2 separate regions of the Homo sapiens genome follow, and region 1 is linked to region 2. A link is a contact called in ENCODE Hi-C or POLR2A ChIA-PET data. All regions are on one chromosome and are shown on one strand. The core of a region is the stretch at or near the end of the contact, and the rest is flanking DNA. Distances in the headings are between cores, read along the strand shown. Region 1 has its middle 15 kb from the start of FOXO1. Region 2 has its middle 64 kb from the start of LINC00548.

Region 1 (4,929 bases), core at 1,917-4,416, 400 kb after region 2:
TTTGTTTATTTATTTATTTATTTTGAGACGGAGTCTTGCTCTGTCTCCCAGGCTAGAGTGCAGTGGTGTGATCTCGGCTCACTGCAACCTCCACCTCCTGGGTTCAAGTGATTCTCTCGCCTCAGCCTCCCGAGTAGCTGGGACTACAGGTGCACGCCACCACACGCAGCTAATTTTTGTGTTTTTAGTAGAGACAGGGTTTCACCATGTTGACCAGGCTGGTCTCGAGCTCCTGATCTCGTGATCTGCCCGCTTTGGACTCCCAAAGTGTTGGGATTACAGGTGTGAGCCACCGCGCCTGGCCACTGGGCTAATTTTTTAATGTTTTTATAGATATGAGGTCTCACTGTACTGCCCAGGCTGGTCTAAAACTCCTAGCCTCAAGTGATCCTCCTACCTCGGCCTTCCAAAATACTGAGATCACAGGCATGAGCCACTGTGCCTGGATGAAAAATTATTTTTAAATGGGTCGCGATGGAGATTTTATTAAAATGGTCATAATGGATAAAGTACTTTCTTTTGTTTCCTGGAGCTATTCAAGGGCCTTTCTTGGGCTGGATCAGAGTAGACACTTAACTTACCTCCCTCCACGAGCCCTGTGCCACATTCCCTCTTCTCTTAGCTGGCTGAGAAAAAGAACAAGAGAAAAAAGCTAGGGAAATTTTTTAAATAATTATTTCTTACTCAACTGAAAACCCGAAGCGTGCTGCGGTTCTCAAACATACACATGATCATGAGCTCTGATACCCACCAGTGACCAGGCTGCTCCCAGGCACTCAAATTCTTCCTTTCAATGATACTCGTCATTCTTTGACTGATGTTAGCACATCTAAATTCTTTTTTTTCCCTCAAGGAACCTGATTATTCTGGTCTGAATTGTGTTCTTCCTCCCCAAGTTCATATGCTAAATGTCTAACTCCCACTACGGCAGAATATGACTATATTTGGAGACAGGCCCTTTAGAAAGGTGACTAAGTTAAAATGAGACCGTTAGGCTAGGCCTTACCAGTCAAACCTCTGTCCTCATAAGAAAGGGTGATTTGGATGCACAGACGCCAAGGATGCCTGCACAGGGGAAAGACCATGTGAGAACAGGGAGAAGGCAGCCGTCAGCAAACCAAGGAGCAAGGCCTCAGGAGAAAGCAAACCTGCTGGCACTTTGATCTTGGACTCCAGACTGTGAGAAAATAAATTTCTGTTGTTTAAGCCACACAGTCTGTAGTATTTTGTTAGGGCAGCCCTCGCAAATTACAATGACTGTATGATCAATTATGTTTTTCCAAACATAGGTTAGGTTTTTAACATTCAAATGAGGAATGAAAGGACCCTAATTCAGGGAGGCAGTTAAGCAAATAAAGCACTAATTTTAGAGGCAGTCTCAACCAAACCCACTCTTCTAATGCGTAGTTGTTTAACAAAGCGGCACAGTCAGCACCATACAGGAAAACTGACTTACTATGTGCCAGGTATTGTTCTAAGCTTATTTATTTATTTATTTATTTATTTATTCATTTATTTATTTATTTATTAATGAGATGGAGTCTTGCTCTGTCGCCCAGTCTGGAGTGCAGTGGCGCGATCTCGACTCTCGACTCACTGCAACCTCCACCTCCCGGGTTCAAGCAATTCTCCTGCCTCAGCCTCCCGAGTAGCTGGGATTACAGGCACATGCCACCACGCCCAGCTAACTTTTGTATTTTTAGTAGAGACAGGGTTTCACCATGTTGGCCGGGCTGGTCTCAAACTCCTGACCTCAAGTGATCTGCCAGCCTTGGCCTCCCAAAGTGCTGAGATTATAGGCGTGAGCTACCGCACCCAGCCTCTAAGCACTTTTCTATATAAACTCATTTAATCTTCACAAGACCCTACTGGGCAGGTGTGATTGGAAATTGAGGCACAGGGAGGTTGGTTACTTGCACAGCTGGGATACAAACCCAGGCAGGCTAGAGCCACGGCTTTGCTTCTAACCAGTAATCCATGCTGCTTCCTTAGTTAATAGCTCTAATGCTTATTACCCCTCCCTCACCAACCACTCAGCAGGACAAAGTGGTAAATTCAAATTCAGGCTCTACTCCTTATTCCTCCAGGCAGTTTCATTATCTGAGTACTTGGCATAATAATATCTTCCTGCTGTGGGGGTCGCCTGAGATAATGATACAGGTGCTTGCCTGTGGAATCAGCCCCAGGCACTGCAGGCCTGTTTGCAGTCCCCTCTGTATCTCGGGTCTCAAGTTCCCTCTGATGATATTCAAAGAAACTCCACCAGGGCCTTAGGTTCCATCAGGGGCTTCTTCCAGATCATCTTGTATCGGTAACGCACAATGATTCAGCCACACCCATCCACAAAGGCTCATTACCTCTTGCTTTCAGTAAACCAGGCTGAACACAGGTAAGAATAGGAGAAAAAAGAGGTCCCAACTCATGCTTCCCTGACCCCTGTATCTCTTCCCTAGGCTTCTGGAGAGCCTGCCCGAGGCAGCTGGCAGCCCTTAGAACATTAGAAGGAGAAAGTTTTTGGATGCAAAGTATTCGTGAGGAGGGCTCATTGAAAAGAAAAGGCAGCCTATTGAAATTCAAGTTAAGCTTAGACCAGATCCTATGGCTAACTCCCATAGGATATCCTCCCGCTATCTCATGTGGGGATAGCCATAGGATCTGGTCTATGCTTGCAGAGCCATACAACCCTCCTCCCCACACCCAGTTGCCCGTAAGTACAATTTGAGCTCCCCACCCACCATGGTCTGCTGTACATCTTGATACCAGACCTGCCTTTCCTGGAGCTGGCCTCAGATGGATTCAGCTGGATCCAGTCCAACCAGATTGTAAGCTCTGGCCCTCCAGATAACCTCTGTGGCTTCCTCCAGGCCTCCCACAGTTGGGGCCTCTTGGAATCACAGTTGATAATGTTAGTTGCCAGCAATCACCCCGATCTCTAAAACTTCATCTCCGTGCTTTCCGTTCCTTTGCCAACCACCTGTTCAGGCTGATGATGACATTTAATGAATCTCCTTCCTTCCTAGTCTTGATAACAGCACAGGTCCCTCACCATACGAAGAGAAACAGCCTTTCAAGAACCTGCTTTGGAAATTGGCACTCTCGACATACAACTGCATTCCTTTCAGCTCACATTACTGCAGCTGCTCCAGTGCCAGCATCTAAACCATCTCATCTTGTGTCCAGTGCAGTGAAATCACCTTGTGGGGAGAGCAGTCAATGTGTTGGTAGGGACCAAGGGCCGAGCCTACCCCACTGGGAACTGGCTGGGCTGGGCCCTGTGTTTGATAGAAATCCTAACATATTCAGAGCCATAGGAATTTTCTTTTTTCTTATGCTGATAGTTTACTTCCATACTACTAAAATTTGCAAAACAAAATGCCACAGGCTAGGCTAAATACAGTGCACATTCTATCTCTCTCTCTTTTTTTTTTTTTTTTACATTTTTTTGAGACAGAGTTTCACTTTTGTCGCCCAGGCTGGAGTGTAATGGCATGATCTGGGCTCACTGCAACCTCCATCTCCCGAGTTCAAGCAATTCTCCTGCCTCAGTCTCCCAAGTAGCTGGGATTACAGGCACCCGCCCCCAACCATGCCTGGCTAATTTTTTTTTTGTATTTTTAGTAGAGATGTGGTTTCACCATGTTGGCCAGGCTGGTCTCAAACCCCTGACCTCAGGTGATCCACCTGCCTCGGCCTCCCAAAGTGCTGGGATTACAGGCGTGAGCCACCGCGCCGGCCATAGTGCACATTCTCACATGCGCTGCATGGCCACAGGGAAAGGCATAAGCTTTCTTGTCCCCCTCCATCTGATATAAATAAATAATCCAAGAAACAGAGCATTTACTTTTTCAGGACCAGATTTATTCATGGTATTGGCTGCTCTTCTGGTAAATGAGCTCGGCTTCCAGGAATCAAGCCTGCCCACGTAAACATGGCACCCCGACCCCTGAGAATGTTAGCTGGCCACTCCTCACCATATACTCCTGCCATACCACAAGTGGATGGCTAAATGGTTCACGCCCAAACTGTCATCTATCTAGAAGCTATTACAATCTAGATTTTTAAAGTTACGTATTCTAGATCCACAAAAGGTACAACAGACTAAGTGCACTTAAGTTTTGCAATTTGTTTCAGCTTGAAGGATTTCCATACGTAATTGCCCACAGTTGTTATGCAGTGTCAGAGAGCTAGCACAAAAGGCGGTCTCCCTGAGACATAAACCAATCTAAACAGAGCTGTCACTATAGTTTTTACACAGATGATGATTCTCCCTTCTGCAAATTTAGGTCATGGTAATCTGTCTGTTACTTTTGATCTTCCCATTGAACTATGTTTCTCCATCTTGCTAGTGTCTTCGATCGTTTTCTTTTGTGAAGGGGCAAAAGAAAAGTTATCCAAAAATTCTTTTTCCACTCTGGTAAAAGTAGTTTTAAGATAATACTAAAAAGTAATGTTTTATCGCCCTCTACTGGTATATGACATTAATAGCCATTTGCAAAAAAGTTAACTTTTAGAGAAAAGGTAATAAAATTCAGAAAAGTCAAAAAAAAAAAGAGCCTTTTATGTGCCTTTAACATTTGTCTTATTTTTATTTTTATTTTTTTGAGATGGAGTCTCGCTCTGTAGCCCAGGCTGGAGTGCAGTGGCATGACCTTGGCTCACCGCAACCTCTACCTCCCAGGTTCAAGCAATTCTGCCTCAGCCTCCCAAGTACCTGGGATCACAGGCACGTGCCACCACACCCAGCTAATTTTTGTATTTTTAGTAGAGATGGGGTTTCACCATGTTGGCCGGGCTGGTCTTGAACTTCTGACCTCGTAATCCACCTGCCTTGGCCTCCCAAAGTGGTGGGATTACAGAGGTGAGCCACTTCGCCCAGCCAAAATTTTTTTCTTTTTCTTTCTTTTTTTTTTTTTTGAGATGCAGTCTCGC
Region 2 (4,900 bases), core at 328-2,827:
GCTCAATATCTATTTCTGAAGCCAGGAGTTAGAATCCCAGAGTTCATTTTCTTTCATCACTTTGTCCACTGAACTTAGGAGCAGCCAACTAGCTTCATTATATTCCTTGGTTCTCCACATATAGTCAAAGGTATTATGTATAGAGTCACTAAACTCCTTGCCTCTCACAAGTGATGAATCAGGAGTGTCAAATGCATTTAACTTGTATAACTCTCTAAATAGTTCACACCAAGGCCTGTCAGTGTTCTCCATACTATTAGAAATAGAGTCCTTAGCATTTTTTGGGTCCAATCATATTAAGCAGCCAACTCCAGAAACTGCAAGACCAATGAAAGAACTCCATCCTTAATATTCTGTTCGTCTAGAACCACTCCTGGTACCAAAATCTGTATTAGTCAGGGTTCTCTAGAGGGACAGAACTAATAGGATGGAGATATAGATATATATATCTATATCTCCATCCATATATATATATATATATATATATATATATATATATATATATGAATTTATTAAGTATCAACTTACACGATCACAAGATCAAGATCCCATGATAGGACATTTGCAAGGAGAGCTAGTCCAAGTCCCAAAACTGAAGAACTTGGAGTCCCATGTTCGAGGGCAGGAAACATCCAGCACAGGAGAAAGATGTAGGCTGGGAGGCTAGGCCAGTCTCGCCTTTTCACGTTTTTCTGCCTGTTTTCTATTCTAGCCATGATGGTAGCTGATTAGATGGTGCCCACCCAGATTAAGGGTGGGTCTGCCTTTCCCAGCCCACTGACTCAAATGTTAATCTTCTTTGGCAACACCTTCACAGACACACCCAGGATCAATACTTTGCATCCTTCAATCAAGTTGACACTCAGTATTAACCATTCAAGATAGGATGGAAATTATTGGAATGCCTCACATTTTAAGAGGCTTGTTTCATGTGTGTACAGGTCATGATGAAAAGCCTATTTTTTACTGTGAGCTGTAGTCAAAATATGTTTGAAGCAGTGGTCATGGGTGAAAAGGTTAGATTTAAGTTCTCCAGGACAACCTCACTGTGCTTTTAGCAATGGTGCTAGATGCCTGTCCTGACCGACTACAATTCAGATAAACCCACCCATCCCATCTTCTTTTTTCCCTCCTCTTCTTCTCCCATCCCTCCCTTTCTTCCTTTTTCCTTCCTTCAATAAACATTTATTGAGCATCTATCTACAGCCTACCATTCAGTTTCCTAGGCTCTGGGCACACTCCTATCCTCACAGGGCTTCTAGTACAGCACTTACTATCTAGTAAGAATGACCTCTGGACACCCAAGACTATTTGCAGCACAGGCCTGGGCCTATTCTCCTAGTTCTCGCTTTGCAACTCAATCCCTGACTCAACTTTGCCTTCCCTCTCCTCTCATATCTGGATAACTGGCATGGTCTTACTATGGCTCTAAGCCCTGCTCCTTTCCTCAAACACTCTTATCCTCTGCCTCATATGATTCCAGCCCAGCCTGGCCCCAGCCTCAGCTCCCACTCAATACTCACCCACATGCCCATGCTGCTGCCCAGCCTGCCTGAGGCCCCAGGTAGCGACACAGCCTCCTGGCCCCCCAGGTAGTGAAGGAAGGATCTGTCCTCCCACACACGCAAAAGCATTGTATCTCAAGGAGGTACCAGAAGAATGTAAGTATCCCAAGTGAACTTCACTCTTGTCAGGATACCAAAATTCCTGAGAGGTGTTCTCAGTTGTGACTTGGCAAAGCCCCTGGAAGATGGGCAGGGTGGCTTGCACATCGCATTGATATGCTCATGCTGCATGTGCAGGCTGCTCTATTTGGCCATCCATTTAGGTCAGGTTCTTGTTTTTCCAGTTTTCTTCCATTCCACACACATCCCTTTGTGACTGAGGTTTTTACTTCAGGCATTCAGATGCACAGTCTTAAATGTGGCTTCTTGCATTGAGCTAATTAAAACAAGAGAAAACTTTCTGCTGCAAGATTTGTGAAGGGGAAAGTCTACAAAATTTTCAATGTTTTAACACCACTGGAATGAGAGAAGAGGACAGCTTCAAAAGGGCCTGAGAAAATAGCTATTTCCAAAGCCCTCTTTCTTTATTGTTTTGTTTTGTTTTGTTTTGAAATGGAGTTTTGCTCTTGTTGCCCAGGCTAGAGTGCAACGGCCCAATCTCGGCTTACTGCAACCTCTGCCTCCCAGGTTCAAGCGATTCTCCTGCCTCAGCCTCCCAAATAGCTGGTATTACAGGCATGCGCCACCATGCCTGGCTAATTTTTTGTATTTAGTAGAGAAGGTGTTTCACCATGTTAGTCAGCCTGGTCTTGAACTCCTGACCTCAGGTGATCTGCCCACCTTGGCCTCCCAAAGTGCTGGAATTACAGGCATGTGCCGCCACGCCTGGCTTCCAAAGCCCTCTTTTATAGATGATCACACTGAGGTTCATGAAGTTAAGAAATTCACCCAATTTTAATAGTCCATGGCAGCTGAGATGTTCTATGAGGGGCCTCAGGGGTGACTAGGGAAGGAGGGAAGGGCTCAGGGACTGGCACTCCACACCCTGTTTCCTTTTCATCCAAAGCAGCTCTGCTTGTATCTGTTTCATGTGCCAGCTTCTGCATGAGAATTAGTTTGAAAAGAGAGCTTCACCACTTCAATAGCAAAAAAGCACACACACAAAATAGCAAACTCTGCCATAATTTTTATAACATTAAATTAGACCCCATTTACATAAACAAGAAAAAAAAGTACTCTAAGAAGATGTCAAATTCCAGTTAATGATATCCATGCTGTTTCACCAGTTAAGGGAAAGTTTACTGATGCCTGCAAGTAACCTTGAAATGTATCCCAAAAGTAAGAAGGATTAATGAATGGATGGAAGGATAGATATATGGGCAGATTGGCAATAAATCAAGTAGTAAAATGCTAACGGTAGGATTTAGATGGTGGGTTGGGTTTGTAGGTGATCTTGGTAGAGAGTCTTTCATTCAACTTTTCTACTTATTTGAAAACTTCATAATATAATGTTGGGAGAAAAAATTGACACCAGGTGCACATGCTCCAATAAATGTTTTCTTACCTTTTACTAGCTAGTTAAAAACAAAAAAAGAAAATGAATATTATGCCTGTACCACCTTACTGCATGGCCAATCCTGTTATTATGAGGAGAAAACAGAAATAATCAATGTGATCACTTTGGGAAAGTAAAACACTACCTCAAATATTTTGCCAAATTAATCATTTATTAACCAACTTTTAATTATGTAACTCTTTGAACTTCTAAGAAACTGCTGGGTCTAACTGAAGCCTCTCACATTTCTATAGTGCACTAACCTTTGATAAGTAATTAAATAAGACCTTTTACACACGTTGTTTTGTTTGAACCAGACAGTTCTGTAAAATGTATAGGAAAGCATCGTCCCCACTTTGCAGATGATGAGACTGAAGCTCCAAGACCACACAGCCATCTATAATCACATGGCTGGATCTTGAAATAAAGCTCATGATTTCCAGCTCCTGGGGAGGGTGATGATGGCAAGAGGAGGGCAGAGTAGATCCACTGTGGCATTCATGAAGGCCTTCAGGTTGAAGAAATGCAAAGCAGCAAGATTGAAATGGACAAGTTAATGGAATGATCTGATCAGATCTAGTGATTAAACATCTTTGTATATTTCCTTCTTAACTTGTAAAGTATTACTTTACCTCTTACAGATGACCACTTTGCAGTAAATGATTTACTAATGTTTGCATCAGCACTCACAATTGTCTCCATTTCAAAATAAATTCTGGTTACATATTGAAGTCCAGAAACTGTAGAGGAGGAATGGGAACTTGGAAGTCTACAATGTGTTCATTATGAAGTTCTGGGGCATTAATCACTGAAATGAAATGGACCTCAGTTTCTTCCTCAATACAGTAGGAGATGCCAAATTAACAGAGAGACATAGACTTGAATTTTACACGTAAAATGGATCATGATGATTATTTATTCCCTCAGTTAGCTACCTGGAATTTCAAAGACTTCTAGACTAGCATAAGTCTTTGAAATTCAAAGACTTATATTATTTCAAAACTTGTCGTAGAAAACATGTACTTATCCAAAATGGTGATGGTCAAATTAAAACACCTCTATTATTTCATTATATTATTCTCCTGTTCAGCCAAGCTTACACTGGCTGTTAAAAACATCTCTAATTCTTGAAAAAAATCAAAATAAAAAAATCACTTAGATGCAATTTATTCTACTGGAAAAGTTTTCTAAACTTTAAAAGGAGGATGGGAGAAGGACGGATAATAAAAAAGATTATTTATCTTTTATCCCAAATTGTGAGATAATAATCTTGTCAAAATTCTCTGTTTTACTAATAAGAACTAAAGAATCAAAGAAACTGGGTGATCTCAGTTAATCCAACAAGCGAGACGTGAGCCAGAAATTAACCCAATATTTATTGGGGTATATAATAATACGAAGTATATGGATGAGTTTTGAGACAGTTCAAAACAACACATTCATTTAAGCTTTTCTTTTTTAATGAACAGATAGCTATACTTTGGGCTATAAATTTCACATTTTGTTCATCCTCAGATTATTTTGGTGGTAAGAGCAGCTTTTCCAATGTGGCTCACAGCTGCCTCAACTTATCAAGAAATCACTAGTCCTTCAAAAGTCAGATGTTTCAAAAAGATTGCCCATTAATTCTAGACTTAAGCAGAAAGGGCTCTCACAGTTCCTGTGTCAGCACAGTGGCATCATCTTTTGGGTGAAAAGCAAGGGAACACATGCATTCTTCTGATAAATTCTTCAGTACTGTTGACCATATACAATAATTGAGGCTGAGAGCAGAGGCTCTGGGAAAAGACCCAGTTCAAACCCCAATTCTACCACTAAACTTGGGCAAGTGACATATCCC

Evidence for each region. A loop is a pair of places that touch in the nucleus more often than their neighbours do. ChIA-PET counts read pairs that join two places held with the same protein, here RNA polymerase II (POLR2A). Pooled maps may share reads with other maps.
Region 1: a loop to region 2 is called in a map with no recorded cell type, with 3 times the contacts of the local background. The contact joins two enhancer-like sites. A Hi-C loop is called at or near these places in 2 of 37 single-sample maps with no recorded cell type and 1 of 50 pooled maps. POLR2A ChIA-PET finds 5 or more read pairs at or near these places in 1 of 52 experiments (activated T-cell).

What each region holds. Positions count from the first base shown.
Region 1 is chr13:40,678,710-40,683,638 of GRCh38, forward strand. No RefSeq gene overlaps it. Among named protein-coding and RNA genes, the nearest start is that of FOXO1, 15 kb to the left of the region's middle. RefSeq lists enhancers at 1,200-1,964, 1,965-2,729, 2,730-3,494. Within about 2 kb of position 3,167, at least 3 of the 41 ENCODE cell types and tissues checked have a DNase peak (open chromatin) inside an H3K27ac peak, as active enhancers do.
Region 2 is chr13:40,282,099-40,286,998 of GRCh38, forward strand. No RefSeq gene overlaps it. Among named protein-coding and RNA genes, the nearest start is that of LINC00548, 64 kb to the left of the region's middle. Within about 2 kb of position 1,578, at least 2 of the 41 ENCODE cell types and tissues checked have a DNase peak (open chromatin) inside an H3K27ac peak, as active enhancers do.